2 separate regions of the Homo sapiens genome follow, and region 1 is linked to region 2. Evidence: chromatin loops called from intact Hi-C (ENCODE). Cell type or tissue: ascending aorta. All regions are shown on one strand. Each heading gives the region's core, and the rest is flanking DNA. Links, peaks and the distances in the headings are about the cores only.

Region 1 (2,500 bases), core at 1-2,500, 390 kb after region 2:
CTTGAGTTCCCATATAGTAACTAGCAGTTACATGGACGGGGTTTGACATCACAGACACTTGTCCAGGCTCTACAAGTTACAGCTTCCTGACCCTTGCCAAGAACTGACCCAGTGGTAGCCTCAGTTTGCTTATCTGTGTAGCTAGCTAATTGGGCACAGCACTATGTTGGGTCAGGCTTGTCATGAACTGTCCTCCTCTCAACCCCCACTCCAAGTCTCACATCCTTGAGTACGGGTCCAGGCTGTACAAGTTACCAGTTTCATGACCCTGGCCAAGAACTGACTCAGCGGAATCAGAGAATCAGATTCTGAGTCCAATTCTCTGATTTATTTATTTAAATGGCACAGAGAAGATACTAGAGAGACTGTAGCTATCATGACCCCCGACTAGAAAAGCTGCTCCAGGGCCAGGATCTGATGTGGACTCTTGATCCCTTCCCCACGTTTACTAAATGCCATTGAATAAAACAAGGCCACTGAGAATCCTTTACTCCAATGCTGTCTTGAAGACATGTATCATGAAGAAACCTGTACTGTTGAGGAGAAAGAAGTTACATAAATACAGGAATCAACCTAAAAAAAATCCCTGCTCCTTTGTCTCAGATCTACCCTTCTCACTTTGCTAAGAAAGGTTCAGCCTGAAGCTTTGACTTGTGACTCTGTCCTTTCCATACAGGTAGGAGTCTATTGTTTTGCTGCTCTGGTTTAATTACTCTCAAGGAGGCTTCTCCAAAACTCATCTTAGTGGTACATAATTTCCCAGCTGAATATTGGAGAACCTCAAAACCAAAGGCCCATAGCTTATGCCCAAAGCCTCTGTATTAGACTAGTCTGTTGTCATGCTGCTAATAAAAGCACACCCAAGACTGAGTAGTTTATAAAGAAAAAGAGGTTAAATAGACTCACAGTTGCACACAGCTAGGGAGGCCTCACAATCATGGTAGAAGAGCAAAGGCACTTCTTACATGGTGGCAGGCAAGAAAGCATGTGCAGGGGAACTGCCCTTTATAAAACCATCAGATCTCATGAGACTTATTCACTGTCACGAGGACAGCACGGAAAAACACACACCCATGATTTAATTACCTCCCACCTGGTCCCTCCCTTGACACGTGGGGGTTATGGGAGCTACAATTCAAGATGAGATTTGATATAGCCACACCATATCAGCCTCCATGGTACCTTCCAAAAGCACATCCAGTCCTGTGTGGGTGCTGATAAGTTCCTGAAAAGTTATCTAGAAGGAGATGACAATTTAGAAACCTAAGTCCATAACCCAGAGCAAAGAGCTCTGTAAGTCATTAATATTCTATAAAAAGCCATTATGAGATTTCAGCTAAAATAATCCAACAGAACTCTTGGCACACTGTTCCTACATCCTTTATTTCATGACCACCCACTAAGGTCTAGCAGGGCAGGAAGTCAGGAGTTGGTCAATAGCATGGAATCCAGAGCCAAGTTTCCGTGGATTTTCCCCAGCTTTTCCATTTACAAACTATGCAAACTTGGGCAAGGCATGTAAGTCTCTGTGCCTTGGTTTTCTAGTCTTCAAAATGATGACCTCTATTTCAGAGTAAACTTTGTAAACAGCAAACTTTGTAGGATAAAGCCAAATGGAAGGAGGCAATAGGGTGTGTCAGAAGGATAACAGATAGGTGAGTGGGGTTGGAGTGCACAAAGGAGTGAACTCAAGGAAGTAGGAGCTGGGTAGGTAGGCAAAAGTCAGGCAATTTTTTTTTGTATAAAATTATACCAAAATATAGTCATGTACCATGTAATGATGTTTTGGTTAACAATGACCTGCTTATATGATGGTGGTCCCATAAGATTATAATAGAGCTGAAAAATTCCTATTGTCTAGTAATATCTCTGCCATGGTAATGTTGTAACACAATGCATTACTAATGTGTTTGTGTTGATGCTGGTTTAAAGAAACCTACTGTGCTGCCAGTTGCATATAAAAGTATAGCACATACAGTCATGTACAGTGCATGATACTTGATAATAAGCAGCTATATTATGGTTTATATATTTATTACACATGTAGAGAGATCACAAGATCTCTAAGGCCTTGAGTCCTTGTCCCCAAAAACATTGAAAAGCTAGTCAAGGTTTTAAGCAAGAGACATTAAAGTGATTTGCCCAAGTCTGGAAAGCGAACTTCTGATAACAAAACAGGGACTGGAAATCTGGTGCTCCTATTGTCATGTGCCTCATCTTGATAAACACCCTCCCTGGCATGCCTCCTCCCAGGGAGAGAAGTTAATGAACAAAAATGAGAGCAGCTCCATAGAAAGCCTCACGTACTGTACTACATGTGCCTCTGCAGGAAGCAGGGAAGGTCTGAATGATGCTTCCTTGGAGGGCCTGAGATTAGTGTCTGAATCAGAGCTCCAAAGGGGCTGGAGCAGAAGCTTGCATGGCGTTGTCTAGGAAACATGATGGAAAAATGGAGCTTAGCCATCAAACTGGTTACCAATGGACAGGGTTTCCAAGGTCC
Region 2 (16,257 bases), core at 5,862-8,361:
GGCAGTACCTTGCCGAGGCTCCAGCCTGGCTTCTGATTGCCTGTACCCAGAAGCCAGAATGCTGTTACAGCCCCATCAGTCAGCCTGCAATTAGTGAAATGGAGGCACACATGCTGGTTTGCAGATTGTGGGTGGGAGGACAGGATGTGGTGGGAAATAGCTCTCACCAACTCAAGGGGCGGGGGTGGCATTTGTCTGTGTTCCCTGGTGATTTGGCAATAGAGGCTGCCGGGCACTCACATGGGGTTGGCAGCCTTTGCAACCCTCTTGGGGCCTTGGGCTCTTTCCTTCTTTCTGGTTACAGGTGGGGACATTAGCCCCTTGTGTTGGTAAGGCCAGAGCCAGGACAATCAGGCACACGCTGGGCATGGGGCACAGGGCTAAGGACAGGTGTGAAAGGAGAAAGGCCTGGCTGTGCAGGGCTGAGGACAGGGGTGAGAGGGGCAAGGCCTGGCTGTGCAGGGCTGAGGATAGGTGTGAGAGGAGTAAGACGTGGCCATGGGTGTGGGGTGAGGGACCAGGAGCTGCCAGGGTGAGGGGAAGCTCAGGCTGGGGTGCCGGAGCTCACCCCAGGGAAGCAGTCTTTGTAGGTGCCTATGGTATACATGCATGCATGGAAGTATTCAACAGATATAAACAACCTAAAGAGTTCTCATGGAGGTCCAGGTTTCTGACTTCTCTTCCCTGTCTGAACTGAAGGTTCAGCCACACAGTTTATATTTCTACAAGGCAGCATCCAAGCTAGGCTGTGCAGTGGCTTCCCTCTTTGGATGGGGCACCTGCTTTCCGGTTTGATACAGTCTCCACTACTCCCCTTCATCATCCAGCCCGTGAGTCCAGTGCCAGTGACCATTTGTCCACCTACACTGGGCCAGTTTCCTTCTTTTGAGTTTGTGGCCTTTGGCAGGGATATGCTGTGCTCAGGACCTGGCTGTCAACTCAGGGCAGTCAGGAGGCTCTGGAGGAGTGACTTCAAGCTGACACAGGGATGCCCAGCTCATCCTATGAAGAGTGTTTCAGGCAGAGGGTATAGCAAGTGCAAAGCTCCCGAGGCAGGAATTCCTGGAATGGAGTCCCCTGGGCTCTTGGAATTCCTGGAATGGAGTGCTTAAGACAGACTACACATTGAGAAGTGGAGAGAGCAACTTTCATTACAAGTTAGAAAGATATCCCAGCCAGGAGAGGGAAGAGGCTTCTGGACAGTGCAACAGACGGGAGGGCTCTCCAGGGTAAATGGGATGGTGGGGGGCTAAGCTTCCCAAGGCTTTTCTGCCCAGAGAATCTACAATCTACAGAGGCTGATCTGGATTCTCAGGAATGTCCACACATGTTTCTGATCATTAGGAAATTTGTGTGCTCCCCTTTTGAGGGAGCTCTCAGTAGACTGTCCTCACTCAGCAGAGTCTGAGGCTCTTTTCCCAGTTCTAGTCCATGCAGAGGTCTGTCTCCTTGGCTGGGACTTGATATTAGGGTCAGGGCCTGCTGCCCCTCAGCCTTGGGTCTCAGAGGGACGCTCCTGCACAGCTGACTGTTCTGCAGACTGACAGCCCCCAGGAGCCTGCCCATAGCGTGAGAGAGCAGATTTAGGGTTGCGAGTGGTGATGGGGGAGACCAAATGCCTGTGAAGAGCTGCCTTTTGCATTCCCTTTTAGGCTCTCCAAAGAGAGAGAGAAGGCTGCTCAGCTAAGCTCTCTATGTGGCTCCCTCTCCCAGGCCCCAAAGAGGCAACTGGACTCAGTCCTGCTGGCCCAAGAGCCAGCCTGGACACAAAGGGCAGGAGCCCAGCAAGGGAGCAGAATCCTGAGCGGGCAGGGGCTGAGCTGCAGGAGGACTAACTCCCCACGTGGGGCCATACTGAGCTTTGGGAGCATCTTGAAGTCTCAGAGAACACAAAGGCCTTTCTGTTCTGTTTTAAATACAATGGATTTTTCTCTAATTGTGGAAATAATGCATATGTATTTAATAGAAAATGTAGACAAGAACACAGAGAAAAATTAATACTTCCTGTAATTTCACCACCAAGGTTATACTAGGAACCTTTTACTGTCTATACTTCTGGGAGTTTAATCAGCAGAGGGGCACTCACAGCGGGGTGACACTGACAGTGGGGGCTGTAGGAGGTGAGGGGTACCCTAGAGTCAGAAGACCTGAGTTCAAAACCTCTTTCTGATACTCGTTGGTTTCACAGCCTTAAGTGAATGACTTGGTTTCCTTGTGCCGCAGTTTCCTGATCTGCAAAATGAGGATAATGGCATTGTCCCTCATGGGGCTCTCTAGAGAGTTAGGGCAGTGAGTGGATTCTGCTCAGCACCTCGTAAACAGTCAATACATCTTAGCCAGTATGTGTATGTCTATATAAATATACATCCATTTAAAAAATACAAGATGAGGAAGATACTGACCACACTTATTTTTGCACTTAGCTTTTATCCTTGGTATGAATTTTATGCCACATGTAAGAAGAGGCAGGTTAGTTCTTTATACCAAATATTTTCTGATTGTATGCACCTACTCTGTCTCATTGGTGGGCTCTCCATGTTCACCCTTTGAGTTTCCCTAGAACTGGCTTGGAAATAGTGCAAGTCTTGTCTTGGCCCCTTGGTGTGTGTCATGATGTGGAGTCATTGCCATATGTGCAAAGTCCCTTGAAGTTGGGCATGCTGCAGTTTCTGTGCCAGGCTTGCCAAGAGAATCTTTGCCAAGATGGGGAGAGGGGGCTGGGACTTAGGGTGGAATGCCCTGGGACACACTGCCACCATTCCCCTGAGGACCGTCATCAGGCTGTGGCGCAGAGGGGATTGGGTGGTAAGAGAGGCAAGGGGATAGTCCCGCAAATCTTTCTCCTGCCCTCTCTTCTCTCACCTCAGTCTCTCCCCATCAATAGTTTCTCCCTATCCTCTGCAAATTGCCCCAGTGAATTTAGAATTTGGAACAAAAACCCAGAGAGCAGGTTTCCCTGCAATACGTATCTCCCCTGAGACCAGTGAGCACAGTCACATATAGGAGAGAAGAAAACTCAGAGAGAACAAAATACAACAGCTCCCATTTTTCCTGATTCTTCTACATAGTAAAAATAAACACCAACTAATATCTCAACTTATTATTATATAGTGACATTACACAGTGACTATATTTAAATGTCATTAAGAAATCTTTTACTGGGCAACCTTTATTAGCTGCAAGAGATTCCAATGTGTCAATTATTTCCCATTTTCCCAAAACTACATATATAACTGTAATGAACATCCTGATACCTAAATTGTGGATGGATCTCTGATGTTTTCTTAGAATTTTTAGAATTGACCTCACTGAGTCAAAGGCTCTGGCTTGTGTTTAAGGCATTTGGTCTTTTTTGTCCTCCAGACTGCTGTGCAAACACCAAGTCAATCAGCAATCTACAAGGTCCTAAGTTCTTCTCACGAATAGGAGAGAACTTCTTATCAGGCATGAGGGACTTTGTCAGACTTGGCTTTGGGGCACGAGTGGCCTTCTATTTGCAACATGTCCTGATAACTTTGTGGAATCCAGCGGGGAAGCTCCCATGGTTACTTTGCACCAGGCAGAACATGCATCCTTCCTTGGCTGGCTTCCCCAGCAATAGGGGAGTAAACGTGGAGATCACCTTACCTGGCCCTACAGATGAGGCACAGAGACACTTTAGGTCTTAGGAAGTGATGCTGCTTGCACAGCCCTGGGGTAGCTTTCTGGTTGGGCGAGAGGGTCTTGAAGAATGTGGGCATATGCACAGGACCACACACACCACAGGCCATCTGGTGAAGCTGGCGGATGGGGAGTGACAGGCACTGAAGTGGCAAAGGCCTCTCGGACTTTGTATCAGTGCCAAAGGAGGAAAGGTCTTGCAAGAGGCAGAAGTGGGCAGAGATTGAGTTGGTCAGAGGGAGAGAAGTCGGGAAGGCAGAGACAAGAGGGAGGGGTTCATGTTGTTTATTATCAGCAAGTCTCATGCCACAGCGGGCATCTCTCAAGAGGCTCCCTTGTGTTCACTCTCAGTGGGTCCTGGCAGAAGGCTGCAGTGGCTGTGTTATGGGCAGAGAAAGGGTCATAGGATAAAGCCTTGGAGTTCTGATGGCCTTTGGGGCATTTAGGGGAGGGGGAGACTCTCCCAACGACAGATACTCTCTTCCTTATTCCTAGAATGAAGTGGCTTTTTCCCTTCCAAAATTTTTTCCCTGCAGCTGCTTTCAAATGCCCATTTGCAAACTGGTGTAGGTCTGTGATGGAATTTCATTTGTGGCAAGCTGAGAAAAAAAAAGAACTGCAAAGTGAATTTTTAATGAGGCTGGATTTATTTAATTTTAAACACTGTCCTTTATTCTAAAGGAATGATCTTCCTTTTGGTGCTAAAATGCTCTTTCTTTTATGAAATGACTATTAAAATAAATGACATTTTCTTTTACTCTCCTCACTTGGCAATTGAAAAAGCTGGAAGTTTTATGTGGATACCTGAATATGCATATCCCACCCCCACTCTCTGCTTTGTGTTTGTGTGTAAGTTCATCTAGTCAAAGAGAATCTAAAAATTTGGGTTCTACTGGGTGAAGTCCTCTCAAGGGTAAGCCCAGCTGATAGCTCTAGTTCTCATCATATTGGCCCTTATCCAACAAAGTCTTCATTTCACAAACATTAAGAGCCCACTGTGTGGCAGGCCTCATACTAGGGGCTGTGGTGGTGGGTTTGTCTGGTGGTGGAATGAGCCCTACCTGGCTAAGCTACCCATGGCCTTGACCCTCCTGTGGTCTACTGAAAATACCAGCCCCTCACCAAGATATCCATGCCAACTCACTGGAACCTGTGAATGTTACCTTATTTTGCAAAAGTTGTGATTAAGTTAAGGATCCCAAGAGAAGCAGCTTATCTTGGATTGTCTGAATGGACTCTAAATACAATCACAGTGTCCTTATAAGAGAGGCAGAGGAAATTTTGAGACAGACACACAGAAGAGGAGAAGGTGTTGTGAAAACAGAGACAGGGATGCAGCCCTAAGCCAAGGAATGCTGGCAGCCACCAGAATCTGGAAGAGGCAAAGAACAGAGCCCCCTACAAGAGTCTCTGGCGGGAGTGCACGCCTGCTAATACCTTGATCTTGGACTTCTGGCCTCCAAAACTGTGAGAAAATAAATTTCTGTTGTTTTCAGCCATCAACTTTGTGATATTTTGTTATAGCCACCACAAGAAACTAATATACCTCTCATCAAGTCAACAAGAGGGGCAAAACAGGGTGAATTATTGGGGCCTAGATGTCCTGAAGGGGTCAGGTTGGACTGCATTGCTTATCAATACAAATCCTGTCTAATAACTTTTAGCTGGCCCTCCCTTGCTTGGAATCTGCCAAATCTTTTTTACCAATATCTGGACTGGATCTTAGAGGCCTGGCCTCCCACCCATCCTGCTTACAACTAGTGACATCAGAATGTCAGCTGTAAAATTTCCTCCAAAATGCAAAGTGTGGGCCATGTTTATTTTATTTCTCTAAAACAAACTTAATCTGCTGCAAGATTTCATCGTTATGGATGGTGGGAAAATAAATTTCTGTCATTCCTGGGCTCTTTCTTATTCCATAGCATGGGAAAATGTCCTGAGGTCTTGTGCACTTGGTGGGCAGCCTGGACTTTGTGTCCACACAAGTCATTCCTTGCCCAAATCTATGTGACCTCGTTGCAGGTGGCTTTGTGCCTTCTGTGCCAAGCTGGCCCATGGAGTCATGCATGGTGTCAGGGCACAGCCTCTCCAGATGTGCCACAACCTCCCCTTTGATGTCCTAGCACTTCCTAGGGCTCTGCAAGGAGCAGGATATACCCACAGACTACAGTCATTCATCCACTTAGCCCTTGAAGACATTTCTTTTGCTTCTTCCTCTGACTCTTTCTGCTTCTTAAACTCCCAAACTCACATCTCTCCTTCCCTCTCTGTAGCAATCCAGAGGAATCTCCCTGTTTTATGGACTGAATTTTGTCTCCTCCACATTCCTACATTGAAGCCCTAATCCCCCAAGGTGACTGTATTTGAAGATAGGGCATTTAAGGAGATCATTAAGGGTAAATGAGGTTATGGTGAGACCCTAATCTAATAGGATCAGTGTCTTTGTAGAATAGGAAAAGTACCAAAGGTCTCTCTCACCCATGCACAGAGGAAAGTTCATGTGAGGACACAGTGAGAAGAAGGCTCTCTACAAGCCAGGAAGAGAGGCCTTACCAGAAACAAGCCCCGGTGGCACGTTGATCTTGAACTTCTAGCCTCCAGAAGTGAGAAAATGAATTTCTGTTGTTTAAGGCACCTAGTCTGTGGTATTTTATCGTGGCAGCCTGAGAAGACTAAGGCAGCCCCTCAGTGAGGTTAGGTTTTTCCAAAACAGCAGCCCAGTGGGGAGTTGCTCTTCTGATGGTCTTGCTGCTCTTTCGATTTGTCCAGAAACACCTGAGCCCCTGAGGAAAGGGAGCATGCTGCAAGGACCTCTACGGTGATGTTCAGGGAGAGGGATGCACCTGCAGCCTCTCCATAGCATGAAGGGCAAAACATCAATACACAGTGAGTTCATCATTCTGCCATCTTAGCCCTGGTTCTGTTTGCAAACACAGATAGCCCACGTCTGCCTCTGCCTGCCCACTGTCTAACTTGCTGCTTTATGCTCCTTTAATTAAGGGCAGAGTCCTCAGGGTTTCCCGTGTCAAATGGAGCTCTCCAAGTTCTGATGTGAGTGGGGAGAAGAGACACCATTGATGACAAAACCCCAGAGGTGAGAAGGAAGGAAGGATGGACTTTTACTGTCACTGTTTCCCGAAATACATTTCACAGGGTAATAGTACATTTAAAAAAAGAGTGTACGGTATAAGATTTGGGAACTCATTGGTTGAATTAAATTAAGCTTTTTAAATCTCAAGGGGAAGCTCACATATGCAGTCTTTACCAACAAATGGGACCACTGAACTGCTTTTCCACTGAGCATCTTGCAGGATCAGTGCTTGGTGGAAGCCATTTTGGAAACTGCTGATATTCACTGGAGAACTATAAAATATAAGACCTAGAAAGGGACCACTGAGATCATGTAGGCTCAAGCCCTCAGGTTTAAACTCGGGGAAATGGAGGGTCAGGAAGGTCCAGGGCCCAGGACTTGCCAAGGTCATCTGGTTGAACTGGGGCTAGAACCAGGTCTCTTGATTTTCAGCCTGGAATTCTTGCTTCTACACCCCTACTGTTTCTTATGCCGATTAACATGGCAATCCACTGGAAAATGCTAGCTCTGGAGGGACTCAGCCAGGCATCCGGCTTTAACCTGACTCTGACTCATGGGCAATGGCTGCCTGGTGGTGCTTGATTTTGATAGTGAGAGGGCTTGGAGTATACTCAGAATCTTACCCACTTTTTTAAAAAGAAAAAAATATTTTGCATTTGATAAATCAAATCCAAATCTATTTTATCCAGCACATTTCCTGCTAAATTGGAGGCCTCAGAAAAATTTAATCCTGTGTTTCTGATTCATCTTTATTTGAATTCATCTATTTTAAGTTTCAAAGTTATTTTCCTGGCCCCAGCCCTCTGAGCTTTCCTCTAATCTCTCTTCCCTCAGAAACAAGCCATTTTATTTGGATAGATGGAAAGGTTTCCTATCCCTGACCATCATGCCTCTCCCAAGTCCCTTGGAAAAAAAATAAAAAGCCCAAAACAACTCTGGAAATTCTTAAGGACCTTTCAAAATGGAGAGTGCATGTCAGAGGGCTGCAGAGAATGAGAAGAGTGTTCAGGAGAGGAGAATGGAAACAATTAATCGCTCAAAATATGAGGCCTAGGAAGATCTAGAATGATTCATCCTGAAAGATGGCCAAAGAGTGTTTTAACAATTCTGGCAAAAGAACTATTGCTTCCAAGCCTGGGGACCAGTTCCTCCAAGAAGAGAACAGGAAGAAAGAGTGTGAAGCTGCAACATGCAGGAATTAGGTTAGATGTCAGGACAGAGTTCTTGACTGAGACGGTCACTGTGAAGGATTTACAGAAAGGCCCATGGGGTGGTGCTTTGCAGGCAGAGGCTCTACATCTGGCCCTGTTACTTTGAAGGTATGCAACCTTGAGCGAGATACTGACCTTGAGACTCTGTGTCTCTGTCTGAAAAAGTGGAGATGATATACTCACCTCACAGCATTGTCACATGGATTGGATAATTCGTGTCGCATTCTTGGCCCACATGAGCAGCTCAAAACTGGTGGTGCTTAATATGATATTATGATGGTGATCCTGATGGTTATGGCAAGTGATCAAAAAGCATTGGTTCCCATTCCCTTACCCTTACAATCTTGCTGAGGGTGAAGCCCTATGGTTGTAAATGGTGGATAACCAAGGGAGGGGCCATGGCTACCTGGGATGCTTAAAAGAGCTACACTCCTCAGAAACTCCTGGGCACAGACTCTACTTTTCTCCCTCCTAGGGGAAGATGTAGCTTCATTGAGGCTGCAATTGTTTCAAGAACCAGGAGAGTCTAACATCTAGAAATATCCCCTCACAGGGGATTATTAAATACACAGACTATTGGGTAAATCCTTCCTGAATGGTAAGGTGGGCTTGGGTACAAAAGGACTCTACTACTGTAGTCTCTGCTTAGCTGCAGTTTCAATTACCAGTGGTCAACCACAGGCTGAAAATAGAGAGTACAGTATAACAAGATATTTTGAGAGAGTTACCACATTCACACAACTGTTTTACATCATATTGTCATGATTGTTGTAGTTTATTAGTAGCTATTGTTAATCTCTTACTATGTCGAATTTATAAATTCAGCTTTATCATAGGTATGTATGTGTAGAAAAAAACACAGTAAAATATAGGATTTGGTACTATCCACAGTTTTAGACATCCACCGGGGGTCTTGGAATATATTCGTTGCAGGTAAGGGAGGACCACTGCACAGCCAACACTGAACCTTGGAGATAGGGGAGACCATACCTGTGGTGAAGGAAGTCATGGGCAGCTACTGGTTCCCTACTAGGAGACTTGGGGAACATTTGAAAGGTGCTGCCTTGGTTTTTGCCCTGCAAAGGCCACTTTTCTCTGCCTTATGTTTCTGATTTATTTTAGCAAGTAGATGGAAAATGTTAGTAGGTGCTCATGTGTAGTGTCTCTTCCTGCCAATACACAATCCACCTGAAAAATACTGTTCCAATTAGCTACAGAGGGCAGTGTAAGGCAAAGGTTAAAGTGAGCTCTTAAGTGGTAGAGACTGAGTTAGAGAAGGGTGAGATGAGAGGACGCCAGAGTAATCATGGGAAGCTTCCCAAAGGAGTGGGGTTGGTCTGAGTCTCGTAAGGAGAGAGAGCTCTTGGAGAGGCAGAGGTGATGGCGAAGGGCCATTCGGGTGGGGAGACAGCCTGGATCAAGGTTCAAAACTAGGAATGAAAATGGTCAGAAATGAGCATGCAGGTGCCATTTAGGAGAGGAGTGAGAAATGAGGCTAAGTTGCGGACAGCTTATTGAGTTTTTGAAAGTCATGCCCACATGGCATTTGAACTTGGTATCTTAGGCAATGGGGAACTACAGGAGGTTTGAGAAGGGCATGATATGATAAAAATGAGCTATTGGGCAAGACTATATATGGCAAGCTGAATATTTAAGTGCTGTAGCTTCATGGAGTAGAAAATCTACCAAGCCTAGTGAAGAAAATTGGGGGAAAAATTCAATTATAAAAATAATCTATATTCATGATTTAACATTTAGAAAATACAGGAAAGTATAAGAAGAAAAAAATTACCCTTAGTCCTACTACTCGTAGATATTTTTAAGAACTTGGTATAGATTTTCTTTTTCTTATTTATTTTCTTTTACTTAGTTTTTACATATACATATGTAATATGCCTATGTAAATTATATATATTTAACTTTATATATTTAAAAAATATAAGTGCTTTTGCATTATCATGAACTCTTTATAAATATAATATCCAATGTCACATGATATATTACATATATATATATTATTTTTCTTTTCGAGACAGAGTCTCACTCTGTCGCCCAGGCTGGAGTGCAGTGGTACCATCTTGGCTCACTGCAACCTCCGCTTCCCTGGTTCAAGCGATTCTCCTGCTTCAGCCTCCCAAGTAGTTGGGATTACAAGTATGCGCCAACATGCCCAGCTAGTTTTTGTATTTTTAGTAGAGATGGGGTTTCACCATGTTGGCCAGGCTGGTCTCGAACTCCTGGCCTCAAGTATCCACCTGCCTTGGTCTCCCAAAGTGCTGGGATTACAGGCATAAGCCACTGTGCATGGCCATGATATTCTATTGTAAGATACACTAAATCATTCCCTGGTTGATAGATATTTATTTTGTTTAAAAATTTCTGTTTATAATAAACATGATTTGCTAAACATGGCATGTGTGTGTATCTGCATTTAATTTTATTTGTTTTGAAATACTATAAAGTAGAAATATTGCATCAAAGCGTATGAATAAATTAAGGAATTAAATATTTCTAAAAATATTGAAAAATTGCTTTCCAAAAGGGTGGTACCATTTTATATGTCTATGAACAATGTTTGATCATGCTTGTTTAACTACTCCTTACCTGCACTGTGTATTTTAAATTTTAAAAAATATTCACTAAAATTAAAGGCATATTTTAGTTTTCATCTCTTGTAAAGTTGAATATTTTTCCATGTTTGTATGTGATTTAAACTTCTTTAATGAATTGCTAATATATTTTGGCCAATTATTTATATTACAATTATGAAATTTTCTTATTATTGAATGAAATCCTTTTATAATAGTATTTTTAATAGCTATATTTTTCTGATTGTAAGATTTCTCTTTGGAAAAATCAGAAAATGAAGTTGCATTTTAAAAGAGAAAGTCAGTATCAGCCATTATCCAATCACCCATAACCCTTGTTGATATGGTGGTGAATATTCTTTTCTTTCTTTTTTTTTTTTTTCCAAGAGCTGGGGTCTCACTATGTTTCCCAGGCTGGTCTCGAACTCCTGAGTGCAAGCCATCCTCCTGCCTTGGCCTCCCAAAGTGTTGGAATTACAGGTGTGAGCCACCATGCCTGGCCAGGTGGTGAATTTTCTTCAAATACATGCATGTAAATAGGGACATATGTCAAAAAAGAGAAAAATGGGGCCGGGCGCGGTGGCTCACGCCTGTAATCCCAGCACTTTGGGAGGCTGAGGCGGGCGGATAACGAGGTCAGGAGATCGAGACCATCCTGGCTAACACGGTGAAACCCCGTCTCTACTAAAAATACAAAAAAAATTAGCCGGGCATGGTAGCGGGCGCCTGTAGTCCCAGCTACTCGGGAGGCTGAGGCAGGAGAATGGCGTGAACCCGGGAGGCGGAGCTTGCAGTGAGCCAAGACAGCGCCACTGCAGTCCAGCCTGGGCGAAAGAGCGAGACTCCGTCTCAAAAAAAAAAAAAAAAAAAAAAAAAGAGAAAAATGGGGCCCCTATTTTCAAACTATTTTGTAACTGCTTTGTTTCATGTAGTAGATTGTGAACATCTTTTCCATACCAATGAATGTTATATAAACCTATATTATCATCTTTACTATGTGGCTAGTATTTCATCGTATAGGTAGATATACCTAGTTTATCAATTCACGTATTAACTGATGTGTTGAAATGTTTCCATTTTTTCTATTGTAAACGTATCTACAGTGAATATATTGTTGTTGTAACTATATTCCATTGTCTTTCTATTTCCTAAAGAAAACTTCTGAGAAGTAGAAATGCTGGGCCATGGAGTGAACACATTTAATGTTTTGGCATGTATCACCAAACTGCTCTCTGTGAAGTGCGAAGAATCCTCACTTCTGTCCACCACAGTTTTTTTTTTACCTGCATTATATATGTTCTTTTTTTTTTTTTTTGCAAATTTGTCAATGTGATAAGTGAAAAATAAGTTTTATATTTTGATTTACATTTATTTCATTATTGGAGAGATTGATAGGCTTTTAACTTACCAATTACCTGTACCTATTTTGTATTTCCTTGTCCCTATATGATCCAATTTTCCCTTGGGGATGTTTATACTGAGATATTTATCTTTTTTTTTGTATGTTTTTATTTTCAAATATAGCAGTAGTGACTAAACTTTGTATAGCAGAGTTCAAGTTATAGATGGATTTTCTATATATCATCTTAATTATACAGCAGCTTTTTAAATTATTATTATACTTTAAGTTTTAGGGTACATATGCACAACGTGCAGGTTTGTTACATATGTATACATGTGCCATGTTGGTGTGCTGCACCCATTAACTCGTCATTTAACATTAGGTATATCTCCTAATGCTATCCTTCCCGCCTCCCCCCACCCCACAATAGGCCCGGTGTGTGATGTTCCCCTTCCTGTGTCCGTGTGTTCTCATTGTTCAATTCCCACCTATGAGTGAGAACATGCGGTGTTTGGTTTTTCATCCTTGCGATAGTTTGCTGAGAATGATGGTTTCCAGCTTCATCCATGTCCCTACAAAGGACATGAACTCATCATTTTTTATGGCTGCATAGTATTCCATGGTGTATATGTGCCACATTTTCTTAATCCATTCTATCATTGTTGGACATTTCGGTTGGTTCCAAGTCTTTGCTATTGTGAATAGTGCCACAATAAACATACGTGTGCATGTGTCTTTATAGCAGCATGATTTATAATCCTTTGGGTATATACCCAGTATTGGGATGGCTGGGTCAAATGATATTTCTAGTTCTAGATCCCTGAGGAATCCCTGATATGGCCACCTTGCAGTTTGATCGTAGACTGCTGTGCTAGCAATGAGTGAGGCTCCGTGGGCGTAGGACCCTCTGAGCCATGTGCGGGATTTAATCTCCTGGTGTGCTGTTTGATAAGCCCATTGGAAAAGCACAGTATTAGGGTGGGAGTGACCCGGTTTTCCAGGTGCCGTCTGTCACCCCTTTCTTTGACTAGGAAAGGGAGTTCCCTGACCCCTTGCACTTCCTGGGTGAGGCAATGCCTAGCCCTGCTTCAGCTCACACACGGTGCACCGCACCCACTGTCTTGCACCCACTGTCCGGCACTCCCCCGTGAGATGAACCTGGTACCTCAGTTGGAAATGCAAAAATCACCCGTCTTCTGCGTCGCTCATGCTGGGTGCTGTAGACTGGAGCTGTTCCTATTCGGCCATCTTGGCTCCACCCCCTATACAGCAGCTTTGTAAAGAGCAATATTTATCTTTTTATATGACCTCCATATATTTTTATTTTCTCTCCTTTTTTTTTTGAGACAGAGTGTTGCTCTATCATCCAGGCTGGAGTGCAGTGGCATGATCTCGGCTCAGTGCAACCTCTACCTCCCCAGTTCAAGTGATTCTCCTGCCTCAGCCCCCTGAGTAGCTGGAATTACAGGTGCCTGCCACCACGGCCAGCTAATTTTTGTATTTTTAGTAGAGATGGGGTTTCACCATGTTGGCCAGGCTGATCTCAATCTCCTGACCTCAAGTGACCCGAAAGTGTAGGGATTACAGATGTGAGCCGCCTCACCTGGCCTGTTTTTCTTTTTAAATAGTCAATTCTATCAGTTTTTATCTCTATTAATATTTACTTTGATTTTATGATTAGAGATTATGATTAGATTTTATGATTAGAGATTTTATGATTAGAGATTCGGCCAAGATGGCCGAATAGGAACAGATGATAGTTTTTGAATTACCTTTTTGAAATATAGGGAGAACATAGATTAGTTGAAAGAATGAGGAAGGCTGATAATTTGGAAAAAATGGTAAAACAATCATACTGTAAACAGAACCCAGCAGAAGATTAGTTTAAGTTTTTCCTGACTTTTAGTTTTTCTTTTTGTTAAGTGTCACCTTCATTCTCCTGGGCAATAGACATAAATATAATATTTTCTTCATTGCATATATTTAATGGGGCAACAATTCTTTCAATGTCTTCTGTTGAAACATATCTTGGATTTGAATTTTCTTTCCTATTTTTTCCTATATCTTGTGGTTCTGGATTACTGCCGCATTGTGTGTGCATGTGTGTGTGTGTGTGTGTGTGTGTGTGTGTGTGTGTTTGTACACATAGATCTGGGAAGGCAGACCTTTGGTCACCTTACTGACTACTGCATCCCAGCACCCCAAAAAGATCCTGAAACAAAGCAAGTGCTCAGCGGACATCTTGCAGAATAAATTGATGGATTAGTAGAACAGGATGGGTGATTTTGCTGCTTTGCCCATCAGTGACTGCACTCTCAGGAAGAAGTCAATCTGTCTTCTATCCATCTGGCTATCCATGTTTTATTCATGGGTGTCTGAAATTCCTTGTGAAAAGAGGCAGGTTAAAAAAATAAAGTATTTGCAGTACTAGCTGATATTATAGAAACTGACTTGAATTGGATCAAGTAAAAGGGGGGAAATTATTAAGGATATAGCTTGTTTTGATGGAGACTGCAGGCAGAAATGCAGCTGGACTCTCGGAAGGGGCTAAAATGAAGATGATGAGATTTTTCATTCTCCTTACTTTTGTCCCTTTCTGAATATCTGTTTGATGTGGTTTGTCTGTGTCCCCATTCAAAACTCAACTTGAATTGTATCTCCCAGAATTCCCACTTGTTGTGGGACGGACCTAGGTAATGGAATCATGGGGGCTGATCTTTCCCATGCTATTCTCATGAAAGTGAATGAGTCTTATGAGATCTGATGGGTTTATCAGGGGTTTCTGCTTTTGCTTCTTCCTCATTTTCTCTTGCTGCTGAGATGTAAGAAGTGCCTTTCACCTCCTGCCATGATTCTGAGGCCTCCCCAGCCATGTGGAATTGTAAGTCCAATTAAACCTCTTTTTCTTCCCAGTCTTGGATATGTCTTTATCTGCAGCAAGAAAACAGACTAATACAGTAAATTGGTACCAGTGGAGTGGGGCATTGCTGAAAAGATACCCAAAAATGTGGAAGCAACTTTGGAACTGGGTAACAGGCAGTGGTTGGAACAGTTTGGAGGGCTCAGAAGAAGACAGGAAAATGTGGGAAAGTTTGGAACCTCTTAGAGATTTGTTGAATGGCTTTGACAAAAATGATGATAATGATATGAACAATAAGGTCCAGGATGAGGTGGTCTCAGAGGGACATGAGGAACTTGTTGGGAATTGCACCAAAGGTGACTCTTTTGTTATGGTTTAGCAAAGAGGCTGGTGGCATTTTGCCCCTGCCCTAGACATCTGTGGAACTTTGAACTTGAGGGAGATTATTCAGGGTATCTGGTGAAAGAAATTTCTAACCAGAAAAGCATTCAAGAGGTGACTTAGGTACTGTTAAAGGCATTCAGTTTAAAAGGAAAACAGAGCATAAAGTTTGGAAAATTTGCAGCCTGATGATGCAGTAGAAAAGAAAAACCCATTTTTTGAGAAGAAATTCAAGCTGCTGCAGAAATTTGCAAAAGTAGCAAGGAGCCTAATGTTAATCCCCAAGACCACGGGGAAAATGTCTCCAGGCCACGTCAGAGACCTTCACAAAAGTCCCTACCATTATAGGCATAGAGGCACAGGAGGAAAAAGTGGTTTCGTGGGCCAGGCCCAGGGTCCCTGTGCTGTGTGCAGCCTAGGAATTTGGTGTCCTGTGTCTCAGCCGCTCCAGCCATGGCAGAAAGGGGCCAACAAACAGCTTAGGCTGTGGCTTCAGAGGGTGGTGAGCCCCAAACCTTGGCAGCAGTGGTGTAGAGCCTGCAAGTGCACAGAAGTCAAGAATTGAGGTTTGAGAACCTCTGCCTAGATTTCAGAAGATGTATGGAAATGCCTGGATGCCCAGGCAAAAGTTTGCTGCAGGGGTGGAGCCCTCATGGAGACCCTCTGCTAGGGGAGTGTGGAAGGAAAACGTGAGGTTGGAGCCCCCACACAGAGTCCCTACTGGGGCACTGCCTAAGTGGAGCTGTGAGAAGAGGGCCACCATCCTCAAGCCCCAGAATGGCAGATCCACCAACACTTGCACTGTACCCCTGAATAAGCCACAGATACTCAATGCTAGCCCATGAAAACAGCCAGGAGGGAGGTACTCTGCACAGCCACGGGGGCGGAGCTGCCCAGGATATGAGTCAAAGAAGATCACTTTGGAGCTTTAAAATTTGACTGCCCTGCTGGATTTCAGACTTGCATGGGCCCTGTAGCCCCTTTGTTTTGGCCAATTTCTTCCATTTGGAATGGCTGTATTTACCCAATACCTGTACCCTCATGGTATTTAGGAAGTAATTAGCTGCTGTTGATTTACAGGCCCATAGGCAGAAAGGACTTGCCTTGTGTCAGATGAGACTTTG

The links. A loop is a pair of places that touch in the nucleus more often than their neighbours do. Peaks named below come from ENCODE experiments on the same cell type or tissue, not always from the same donor. Only the 100,000 strongest peaks of a DNase experiment are listed, where the experiment ranks them.
Region 1: a loop joins it to region 2, with 2.2 times the contacts of the local background. A loop is called at or near these places in 1 of 110 quality-filtered maps.

What each region holds. Positions count from the first base shown.
Region 1 is chr5:153,559,068-153,561,567 of GRCh38, reverse strand. The region is part of intron 2 of GRIA1 (glutamate ionotropic receptor AMPA type subunit 1); the gene reads right to left. Among named protein-coding and RNA genes, the nearest start is that of GRIA1, 70 kb to the right of the region's middle. In ascending aorta, for the core only: no CTCF peak of the experiment used is centred there; a DNase peak (open chromatin) is centred at 1,458; H3K27ac peaks cover 1,042 bases.
Region 2 is chr5:153,944,641-153,960,897 of GRCh38, reverse strand. LOC107986464 (a long non-coding RNA gene) reads left to right here. Exons shown (of 3, transcript XR_001742937.1): 2 at 6,430-6,546; 3 at 6,661-7,043. Among named protein-coding and RNA genes, the nearest start is that of LINC01861, 54 kb to the right of the region's middle. RefSeq lists enhancers at 333-939, 940-1,546, 1,547-2,154. In ascending aorta, for the core only: no CTCF peak of the experiment used is centred there; a DNase peak (open chromatin) is centred at 7,277; H3K27ac peaks cover 2,253 bases.